Linked DNA regions of Homo sapiens: region 1 is linked to region 2. The links are chromatin contacts, found by Hi-C or POLR2A ChIA-PET in ENCODE. All regions are on one chromosome and are shown on one strand. The core of a region is the stretch at or near the end of the contact, and the rest is flanking DNA. Distances in the headings are between cores, read along the strand shown. Region 1 holds the start of FCHSD1 (FCH and double SH3 domains 1). Region 2 overlaps PCDH1 (protocadherin 1).

Region 1 (5,248 bases), core at 76-2,575, 200 kb after region 2:
GAACTCTGCATTGGAAGGGACTTGGTCTACTGAGGGAACAGCAAAGAGGCTGGAGCACAGTGAGCAGACAGTGGGAGGAGAGTACAGGCTGAAGTAAGAAAGACCAGCAGGGTCTTCCATGCGTAGCCTTGAAGGCCATGGATTCTATTTGGATTTTATTCTGAAGCAAGTGCATTTTAAGCAAGTAAATTATGAGATCTTATTTCCCTTTAAAAAAGAAAAAAAAGGTTGATCACTCTGAGTGCTGTGTGAACAGTGGGTTGGGGTGAGGGCAGTGTGGAAGCAAGGAGATCAGATATTAGACCAGAAGTCTAATAATGGGGGCTTGGACTAGGATGGTGGTCTTGGAAATTGAGGGAAGTGGATCAAGAGGTTTTTGTTTGTTTATTGTTGTTTGAAATAGAACCTGTAGGACTTACTGATGGATAGAATGTAGGGGTAGGAGAAGGCACATTGACTCTGGGTTTCTGACTTAACTGACTGGAGGAAATGCGGTGCCATTTAAAACGTTACGGGGGGAGGATCAGGTTGAAGGAGGTTTAAAAGCTTTAAAAGTTGAGGTTCCTATTAGATATACTAGCAGAGGTGTCAGTGGGGAGTTGGAATGTGAATCTGGAGTTTTGAGACATGTCAGGGGTACTGGGACAGGTGCCTGAGCCAAAGAAGCTTAGGTGAGGAGGATGAGGAATTGGGGAGAGGCTCCTCAGGAAGCAGTGCTAGGGCTGGAAGATCCTAAAGGTGGCAGGGGCTTCCTGCGCATCTCCCAGCTCTCGCCGACTCACTGGTATCGTTTAGTTTTCAGTGGGGCCAAGTCTTTTTCCCTTTGGGCCTGGTTCCTTCCTGGATCCAGGCATCTTTCTCACCCCGCTCACGCTGGCTTTTCCAGTTAAGCGGGAATTAGGAAAAGGTCTGGGACCAGCCCTCTCTTCGTCAGATGCATCTTTGCTCAGGTGCCCAGTGACTCAGTTTCCCTGGTCACACACTGAATTCCTCTCCATTCCTCATCATTAGCTCGGGGACTGGGGATCTACATATGCAAATGAATAATTATCAATAATTACAGGCTGAATCAGTGGTTACACTACAAATAGAACTTAGGCGTCTTGACTCAGATGCCTGGGGTTCTTCCCACCGCCCAGCGGACGCTGCGTCCGCCCCGCCCGCCCCGCCACCCGGACCCTGCCGGCGTATTCGCAGCAGTAACAGGTTTAGTTTCTCGGTGGCCCCCTCTCGCTTCCGCGCCCTGCGACGTCGCCGGACAAGTCGTGGGCGGGCAGAGGGCGGGGCCTGACCTGGCCTGGGGCGGGGCTCCATAGTGGGCGGGGCTTCCTCCAGTTCCGGAGTCCAGTGGCTGACCGCCTTGCTGGAGCGGAGATGCAGCCGCCGCCCCGAAAAGTGAGCTTGGCCCTGAATGGGGACTCCTGGCGGGCTGGGGGAACGGAGGGAGCTAAGGGGGCATCCGACTTGTGGTAGGAGACGGGAAGTCGGAAGGGGTCAGACCCCAAACCAGAAGTAACAGAGGAAAGAGCTCAGCACCCCCCCGGCCCCGCCCCCTCACCGCTCCCTGCGCGGAGTGTTTTTTAGGTCCTTGCGCTGGGGTCTTCATCCTCTCTTTGCCCCCACAGGTGAAGCCGGCCCAGGAGGTGAAGCTTCGCTTCCTGGAACAGCTGAGCATCCTTCAGACCTGGCAGCAGAGGGAGGCGGATCTGCTGGAGGACATCAGGTAGCTCCCCCAACCCCCTTCATTTACACTCACCTTCGTCGTTGTGCGCCACTTCTCCCCAATATACATGTGCTGGGGTGGAGGAACAGGGGCCAAGAGCTCCCCAGCCGACCCATCCACAGCCCTCACCCTAGGCCTGGCCTCTCCAGATACTGGATAGGAATGCTCCCCCACCTAACCCCTCCCAACCCCCTCCCACCCACATAAACACACAGGAACCCTCCCTCAAAGCCCTTGACTCCACACCACTGCCCCCAACCCCACAATCAACCTTAGGGCAGAATCCCTCTCCCTCTTCCAGACCTGTTGGAAGGCTGGCAGACATCGTACCCAGGCCCCCATCAGTCTTCACCTCTAAGCCTACAGATGAACCTCTGGGGTGGGGAGGATCCTGCTGGGGCCCGGGGCAGTAAGGTGAGGGTTTCCTGTGTTGCAGCTGCCCGAGGTGATCTCAAGGACTCCCATCAGTCCCATTCCCTCTGGGTGTAGTTACACTCTAGGAACCTGGCTCCCCCCAACCGCTCCCTCCTGCCCAGAGTAGAGGACTGAGGATGGGAGAACAGGACCAAACATAACCTTATCCCCCACCTCACCCCCGACCTGCAATCTCCGCAGATCCTACAGCAAGCAGAGGGCAGCCATTGAACGGGAGTATGGGCAGGTATGGGACTTTTCTCTGGACCTTACCTCTTGTTCCAGCCTCTCTTATATCACCAGTAATGTCTGTCCATACCTATCCCTATTGTGGTCAAGAGCAGATGCCTAGAGTCAAGCAGACTGGTGTCAGATCCCTGCTGTGTAATTATAGCCATGTGACCTTGGACAAGTTACTTAACCTTTCTTGACCTCAGTTTCTTTCTCTGTGAAATGGGAATAATAATAATACCTTACCTTCATGTAGGGTTGTTGTAAGGATTAAACAAATTAATGACTATAAGGCATTTAGCAAAGCAAGTGGCACATAATGTACCCAAAGAATGGTATGATTATACTCTGATGTCATATTCTGCCAGTTGGGGTGGGTCTTTGAAAGGGAACTTGGTTCTGTGATGGCTTTTTCACCAGGCACTCCAGAAACTGGCTGGCCCATTCCTGAAGAGGGAAGGGCACCGGAGCGGTGAGATGGACAGCAGGTGGGCCCTATGGAGGGGGAGGGCCACAGAGGCCAAAAAGTGATGGGGAGCTCAGCCCCAGGAACCTGTGGGGATGAAGGCCTAGCAAGTGGGGAAGGCACGTGAGCTGTAGGTAGAGCTGACACAGCAGCAGCAGAGGAGCTGACCCAGCAAGGACACTGTGGGTGGGGTGGAGGGCAGGAGTGAGGCTTGTGGCTGAGCTAATGGGCTGATCGATTGATGGGCTCCCAGACAAGGGAGGATGGGAAAGCACTCTGTCTCCCATGGTGTTGGTCAGGGGGCAGGGGGTGGGGGTGGTCTCATGAAGCTGTGGAGTGCTCTCCTCCTCAACACAGACCTTCTCTGGGGAGGGGCAGGACAGTGTTCGGTGCCTGGCGCTGCCTGCTGGATGCCACCGTGGCTGGGGGCCAAACCCGACTCCAGGCGTCTGACCGATACCGTGACCTAGCAGGGGGTACAGGGCGGAGCGCCAAGGAGCAGGTGCTTAGGAAGGTATGGCTCAGAGGTTGGGGTGAAGGAAGAGCTGGCTTGGGACCAAAGGTGGTCTAGGTAAGGACTTTGTGTATGCATCCCAATAGGGAACAGAGAACCTCCAGAGGGCGCAGGCTGAGGTGCTGCAGTCTGTCCGGGAGCTGAGCCGAAGTCGGAAGCTGTATGGGCAGCGGGAACGTGTGTGGGCCTTGGCACAGGAGAAGGCGGCTGATGTCCAGGCCAGGTGGGGTCATGGAGAGTGAGGAAGCCCAAGGTTGGGGAACAGGGAGGTGGGGCTGTCTAGGGGTGGAGCCAAGTCACCAAAGCTGGGCCTGACTCTGATCTCATATTCTCCCACTTGGGGTGGGCCTGACTCCTTTCTCTCATCTGCACAGGCTAAACCGAAGTGACCATGGGATCTTCCACTCTCGGACCAGTCTCCAGAAACTGAGCACCAAGGTTCGAGGGATGAGGGCATGAGTGGGGGCAGGGAAGAGGGAGGCAGAGTAGTCTAGTGGTTTGGAACATAGGTGCATATGTATGAAAGACTGGGTTGAATCCAGGCTCTCCTACTTCCTGGGTGGGTAACCTTGGTTAATTTACTTGATCTCTGTGAGCCTTATTTTCTTCTATAAAATGGAGAGAATACCCTTCTTTTTCAGTCCTTTAATATGCATTTATTGAGGATCTGTATATAATAGGCACTGTTCTAGACATTATGGATACAGTGGAGAACACTACCAATGGAGTTCCTGCCCTCACAGTCTGGTTAAGAGAGACAGACAGCAAATAAATACTTAGATTAAGATGAAAATAAAACAAGGTACTATGATAAAGAATAACAAGGGGGTAGAATTTAGAGGGAGGCCTCTCTGAATAGGTGGCCTAACTGTCAAGAAGGAGCTGGCCTTGCAAAGATCTAGGGGAAGAACATTGCAGAGAGAAGAAATGGTGAGTGCAAAGGGTCTGAGGTGGGAATAACTTTGTAGGCTCGAGGAACTGAGAGAGGGCCAGTATGGCTGGAGTACTGTGAGCAAGGGAACAAGCGCTTGAAAAGAGGTCAGAGAGATTGCGGGGGCCAGCTCATATTGAACGTGGTGGACCATGGTAAGGAACAGTGGATTTTATTTTAAATGCGTGCAGAAGGCACTAGAAGATTTTGAGCAGGAGTTGTGTGTATGCAACATTTTTAGTGTAGTGCCAGGCACATAGTAAGCACTCAATAATGTGAGAATCCATTCTGGATCTGGCTTCTCAATTGGTCTTGGAAGGACTCTGGGGGTCTAGGGCTTCCTATTGACATCAGTTTACCCTCCTAGCTGTCCGCCCAGTCAGCCCAGTACTCCCAGCAGCTGCAAGCAGCCCGCAATGAGTACCTGCTTAACTTGGTGGCTACCAATGCCCACCTCGACCATTACTACCAGGAGGAACTGCCAGCTCTGCTCAAGGCCAGTTTTAACCCAGACACCCCTATCCCTCAGCAGGGAGGGAAAGGAGGACCTCCCCCTGCTTCTTGATCCCCATGACAGTGGGTGGTGCAGGGGATCTTGTCTGTTTAGAGTGAGTAGATGATACATACATGCACTCTGGTTCTGCTCCTAGCTGGCTGCATGGCATTGTACAGTACACTTAAACTCTTCCGAACCCCAGATTCCTCATCAGGGATAACCCTTTCTCTGCCTATCTTATAGCACTAGTGGGGCTCAAAGGAGAGAATGGATGTGAACGTGTTTTAAACTTCTAAGTGCTCTGCACACGAGGGCCTTTCTCATGAAGAATGTCTTCTTCTCTCCTTCCTATACCTCATGCCCATCACCTGTCAAATCTGGAACGAGCCTATTTTACAGTAGAGGTCTGGGGGAAGGGTGGTGTCAGTATCTTGGGGTTCTCTCTAGGCCCTGGTCAGTGAGCTGTCAGAGCA
Region 2 (5,978 bases), core at 3,376-5,875:
CCAGCTCCCAAATGGCCCATTCCAGGGCCTCACTCTCCACCCCTTCAGCGTGGACTTCCTGGCCAGGGCCCCAAGTGGGGGTATCACTGACCTCATGACCACGCTGGCCCTTCTCCCATGCAGGGTCCAGGTCCTCTCCCCTCATTTCCATCTCCCAGCCCCCAGGGGCCCCTTCCCCTTTATGGGGCTTCCCCCATCTGATGCCCAAGAGGGCTCCTCTGCAATGACTGGGCTCCTTCCCTTGACTTCCAGGGAGCACCCCCTCGATTTGGGCAGATGGTGGAGTCAAGGGTGGGCAGCGTACTTCTAACTCATTGTTTCCCTCATGGCCGACCAGGGCGGGGATAGCATGCCCAATTTTAGCCCTGAAGCAGGGCTGAACTGGGGAGCCCCTTTCCCTGGGAGCTCCCAGAGGAAACTCTTGACCACCAGTGGCTCCCTGAAGGGCTTTTGTTACCAAAGGTGGGGTAGGGACGGGGGTGGGAGTGGAGCGGAGGCCTTGTTTTCCCGTGCTGCTCCTGGACTGGCCCACCTGCCTGCCACATGCCCACGCCTAGTCCCATCTGGGCCCCCATTCCCTGCTGGTCATGCAGTGTCTGTATATAAGGACCTTGGAATGACGTCCCCATTTCTGCCTGATTTGCAACTTTTCTTGTTGATGTCGTGTTGTCTTGGGGGACCCCTCTGGGGGGGGACCTGCCCTGTGCCCCCTCCTCCCTGCCGCAGTGCCCCCCAACCCAGGCCTCTATTGTTCCATGTTGTAAATACCCCTGGGGCCATGGTGGGATGGGGGTGCAGGCCAGGGAAACAACGGGTGGGTGGGGGTGGGGACGGGGGTAACATTTGCCTATCAGCAGAGCTGGGCTTTTATTTAATTTTTCTTAAAAATACAAATCTCTATTTTTTTGGAACTGTTGCGCTGTGCCCTGGGGGGATCCCCGCTCAGGCTGGCCTCCCACATCCAGATGAGCATCACAGAGGGGCCCTGAGGCTGTGGGGGGCAGCTGGACAGGGGTGGGATGACTGTGCCTCTGGCCTGGTTGGGTGAGTTGGGAGCAGGAAGGTTTGCTCAGGGGGTGGCTGGGTGCTGCTCCCGATATAGGGGGCCTGCATCCTGCCCCCTCCCTGCCCTCTCAACCCCCAGCCCCTGCCATGACTGACCCGTCAGCCTGTAAAACCACCATTGCCTTGATCTCAGGGGGTGGGAGGGCTGCCTCAGGGCACCCTGGGCTCCAGGCCCCCTTCTTCCAGTTGGGCTTCCCTTTGTCAGGGTCAGGGGTCCCATGGGGGAGGGGGTAGGGAGGTTGGGGGGCAGAGAAGCCCAGTCAGCCATGATGAGGTGAAGTTCTCTTCTTCACCTCAGGGGGCCAGGGTGTAAGGGGCGTCCTGCAGAGCCCCCGTCTCCCACTGTGGCCATCTCAAAGCCTCAGCCCCTCTTCCTTCCAGAAACCCCCACTGCCTTGGCCCATACCTCTCCAGCTCCCTAGGGGCCCAGGCTGGGAGGCTGGAGACTCAGGGTATGGCCCTTGCTTGACTTAGTCTAAGCTTGGGGAGGTGGTCCAAGATTGCGAGCGGTGGGTACAGGCTGCGGGGTCGTCTGGTGCCTTTGGGAGCTGTGCTGCTGGGGTCTTGACTCTTGTACCCCAGAGACCCCACCCCCACCCCGGAAAAGCCAGGGGCCTGAAGAATCACCCTATTTATCTGCCCCTTACCCCCAACTTGGCTTGGGGTGACAGTGCTAGGAAGGAGAGCATTGTTAGGCTGGTAGCCCTGGCATACGAAGCCCTTCTACAGAGGGGAAGGGGTAGAATGGGATGGGGTGGCAGCAGCCAGGTCTAGGGGTTGGCCAAAGGCTCCTTTCCCTTGGGGAGGCCCAGGAGATGGGCTTGGGGCTTGTTAAAGAGACAGCCCCTTTCCCCTGCACAAATGGGGCAGGTGCAATAGTCTTGGAGTTGGTAGTATTGGGTGCCCAGCTGGTGGAACAGTGGCCTCAAGGATTGTCCTGGGTCCTGGAGGTCAGGATTCGGGCAAGAAGATTGTATGAGGCCCATTTGCTTGGTGGAGAAGGTGGTCCAGACAGGCGGCATTCCTGGGGTCAGTGGACTCCCACTGGAAGCCCCTAGTGGCCTGGGTACCTTGCCCTGGTCTTAGAGACCCCTGAGCACTGAGCAGAAGAGCAGAGGAGCATTTTGCACAATGGAGAAGCCAGAAGAAAGAGGGTGGCCCAGATGGCTGGGAGAGCTGAGAAGCCCTTCCCACAGGCAAAGACAGAGCCCCCAGCCCCCTGGTTGGGGCCAGGGCACTGAGTCTGTCACCAACTGGGCACTGGAGAGATGAAACCAAAGGTGGGCAGGGGTTGGCGACAGCACTGGGGACTATCCCTGTGGGTCCTAGGTCTGTGAAGCCCCTCCCCAATGCCTGTGTCGCGTACAGTTTTATGTACCAATAGGCGACATTTGGCCAGAGGAGAGCCCCCCTCAAACCCAGCCTGACCCAGTCTGTGTCTTCCCAGAGGGGACCTAGTCGGTCCCCATCCCCCTACTTCAGGGCATGTCTCTCCGTAGGGGGAGGGTATATGGGGACATATTTCTCTCCTAGGGTCCTTGAAGCATGTTTCACATTCCGGGGTGGGGGGAAGTTCTCTGGGCATCCCTCACCTCTGGGGTCTCTCTAGGCCCTATCTCTCCCCTTGGGAGTCTCCGGGGGACATGTGTTCCCGCTGAGGACCACGGGAGCATGTCTCCCCCAATTACCCAGGCTCTCTGGGGAGCCTGTTTTCCTCCCAGGGTTCCTGGGAGTACTTAAGGCAAGTCAGTTTCGGGCCATCTCTCTTCCCAGGGAAGGGGGCTATCTCTGAAACACGTCTGGGAAGGGATGTTTCTGGCCCTACCCCCATCTCTCCTATGGGGGTTTCTCTGCCCTGCAGCACTTTAGGATGAGGCTGGGCATCTCTGAGTTGTCTTTTCTCCTAGGAGCCCTGGGATACCTCTCTCTCCCGAGGGTAGGGCCTCTGGAGCCATTTCTTCCCTGGGTCGGGGCTGTCTCCGGGTGTTGGGAGGGCTTGTGTTGGCCATGAGAAAGTCTCTTAAGGGGCGTCTCCACTGGGGACTTCTCTGGGAGGGGGGACTGTGTCCCGCCCATGGGGTTTCGGGCGGGTGTGTCTGCCCATGGGGAGGGGAGACTGTGTCTCCTCGGGTTATCTAGTGGGGAGGGGGGCCGTGTCTCTCTCGTGTGTAGGGGGGTGGGGGTCGGGGTGGGGGGTTTTGGGCGCGTCGGGTGCCCACATTGGGGTCGTGTTTCTCTTGGTTCGTGCCACTTCCCACTGCCTCGCTCCTCCCGGGAAGGGCCCCCGCCCCGCCCCACCCCACCCCATCCCTGGCGCTGCGAGCACAATCCCGTTGATTTGTAATGATTTCTGTCTCTTTCTGTCTTTCTCTTTCTCTGACCCCCCCACCCCCACCCCCACCCCCCCCCACCCCGCCGCGAGCATGCGCAGGCACCGCCCCTACCCCCTCCGGTTCGGTTCGTTTCCGGTTTGTTTGCTGAGCTGTCAATGAAAGACCCGTGTAATTATTCCCGAGCTTTACAATAAAAGTGTGAAAACCGGACCCCACTCAGCTTCTTCCGGGTCCTCGGGCCTGCGTCCCGTGGAGAGTGGGAGCTAAATCTGGAGGCCTTGGAGAGGGCTGGGGGACGCGAGGGACAAGAGACTGAGACCCGCACTGGTATTAATCGGGGATGGGGTCGAGCTGACGCGTTCTGAGGATAGACTCCTAGTCCGTACACCTCAAAGTGACCCCTGCCGGATCCTCTGGGCCCGACCTGCTGTGGGCACCCCCTCCCCGCAAGAACTCAGGTGCAGGATGGGGTGGGAGGTGACCGCAGGAGAGGTTTTGTGCTGCGCTGCCTTCTTCCCCGGGCGCCCGCAGGACGTGCAGTCGTTCCCGGGTGTATCCATTCCCGCTCCCCACTCTTTGGCAACGAGTGTGAATTGCGGAACTGGATAGGATAAGGGGCGGGAGACATCTGTCTGTCTGCCGCGTTCTCCCACGCTCAGGAACGAGGGTTGGAAGTCGATTTAGGGGAAAGGAACCGAAAAGGTCTCAGCCTCGGTCTCCGACTGCGCTCCCCTCCCCCCTTCCGGGCTCGACCGGCCCCGGCCTCCTCCGTCCGGCTCCCGGGTAAACACCCGCTCCGGAGAGGTCGGAAAACAGAGACCGGATCAGCCGGTTCCTGGCCCCGCCTCCCGGGGCGTTGCTCCCTCCTCCGCCCCTCCCCACCCCCACACCCGCCCAGCGTCGCGCGCTTTTGCTCGACCCGCGCCCTAGCTCCCTAGGCCGGTACTGTGTGGGCCTCGCTCCGGACCCCGGGGTCGGTCCAGCCGCTGGGATTAGCCGACCGCAGGGACTAATCCCGGATGAGCCTCGTGTAAACCCGGATCGACAGCGGGGACGGCGGGGGTTGCTGGCACCCCTTCATCCGTTCCCAGACGCGGAGCATCACGGGGCATAGAGCCCACCCCGAGGCTCCTTGCTGCTTTCGGAGAGACCCGAGTTGGATCTGCAGTTGGGGGCGTGGCGGGGCAGGAGATGAAGAACGCAGGGCCGGGATCTGACGCGCCGAGAGCCTGGCGCGGGGTGACTGGGGTGTGGGGCGGAAAGGCAGAGATCTCTCGGGCAGTACTTGAATCTACCGGCTTAGGTCAGCTCCCTACTCAGTCTACAACCGAAGCCCCCTACCTATCCTCCAGTTACAGAATCACAGACCCTCCCCCTACCAGTGGGTGTGGCAACCCTTCCTAAACCTGAGGCCTCACCTCATTAGGAGAGGCGCTGAATCAGCGGGGGAGGGGCCCGCATTGTCTCCACCCCTGACTTGACCCCACAGTGAAGGGTGAGGAGTTCCTTCTGTTAAGGCCTAGCCCAGGAAAAGATGTCTGGAGTTAAGGAAGTTGGAGGAGATGTGGTGGCCGACTGGGTACCAGAATCCTGTCACTGGTTGATTAACTCATTCTACAAACATTTCCTGAGCCCCTCCCATGTGCCAGACCGGCACAGGGTACTGGACCCCAAGAATGACACACAGTCTCTGTGGGAAAGGCAGACAGGTAAACAATGACCACATCTTGTGTTCGGCCCTGCCTTGAGCCGGAAATTCTGGCAGGAGACCTAAAGGCGCTGTCCTCTCCAAAGTCTAGAGGCTTTCTGGAAGGGGTGGTGCCAGAGCTGAGTTTCAAAGGGCAAATGAGGGATAGGCTACTGAGGAAGGGGTCAGCCTTGCAGGCTGAGGAGGAGTATGTGCCAGGGTCTGGAGGTGGAGGAGGAGGTGAGGTGGCTCAGGAGGGCAGGAGAAGTTGGAGAAGAAGGCAGGGGCCAGAACTAAGGACCTGCTGGTCAACTTAAAGTGCTTGGATTGAGGGGTTGGAGAGGAGCCATTTACAGATTTTAAGCCTGTAAAAGAAAAGGTCAGATTTACATTCTTCCAGATTCTGTGTTCCTCCCTTCCCTGCCCCAGGTTTCTCTGGGGATGCCTGGGTTGGGAGTGGAGATACACAGGCAGACAGGAAGAGGAACCAGGTGCAGTTTAGGCTGGTTAAGAATGGTCCCTGGCTGGTCGCGGTGGCTCACACCTGTAATCCCAGCACTTTGGGAGGCCGAGGTGGGCTGATCACGAGGTCAGGAGTTCGAAACCAGCCTGGCCAACATGGGGAAACCCCATCTCTACTAAAAATATCAAAATTAGCTGGGCACGGTGGTGCGCACCTGTAATCCCAGCTACTTGGGAGGCTGAGGCAGGAGAATCATTTGAACCCGGGAGGCAGAGGTTGCAGTGAGCCGAGATTGTGCCACTGCACTCTAGCCTGGACAGCAGAGCAAGACTCCATCTCGGAAAACAAACAAAAGAATGGTCCCCACTTTCCATCAAACTTGGAGTCAGAGAGACCTACGTTAGAAATTTGGCTGTACTTATTTCTAGTG

What was found. Hi-C counts contacts between places; a loop is a spot of excess contacts on that map. ChIA-PET counts read pairs that join two places held with the same protein, here RNA polymerase II (POLR2A). Pooled maps may share reads with other maps.
Region 1: a pooled map shows a loop between it and region 2 (8-fold over the local background). The contact joins the promoter of FCHSD1 here to the enhancer-like site in region 2. A Hi-C loop is called at or near these places in 1 of 37 single-sample maps with no recorded cell type and 13 of 50 pooled maps. POLR2A ChIA-PET finds 5 or more read pairs at or near these places in 7 of 52 experiments (B cell, CD4-positive, alpha-beta T cell, K562 and 4 more).

What each region holds. Positions count from the first base shown.
Region 1 is chr5:141,647,495-141,652,742 of GRCh38, reverse strand. It overlaps FCHSD1 (FCH and double SH3 domains 1), which reads left to right and starts at 1,325. Exons shown (of 20, transcript NM_033449.3): 1 at 1,325-1,395; 2 at 1,626-1,723; 3 at 2,339-2,384; 4 at 2,789-2,856; 5 at 3,207-3,348; 6 at 3,435-3,571; 7 at 3,723-3,786; 8 at 4,647-4,775; 9 at 5,223-5,248. The coding sequence starts at 1,375. RefSeq lists an enhancer at 2,725-3,303.
Region 2 is chr5:141,848,023-141,854,000 of GRCh38, reverse strand. PCDH1 (protocadherin 1) reads left to right here. Exons shown (of 5, transcript NM_032420.5): 5 at 1-911. Among named protein-coding and RNA genes, the nearest start is that of PCDH1, 27 kb to the left of the region's middle. RefSeq lists a silencer at 4,076-4,325 and enhancers at 3,976-4,532, 4,886-4,975, 5,091-5,647. Within about 2 kb of position 4,625, at least 40 of the 41 ENCODE cell types and tissues checked have a DNase peak (open chromatin) inside an H3K27ac peak, as active enhancers do; they include B cell, CD4-positive, alpha-beta T cell and OCI-LY7, where a contact is called at or near this core.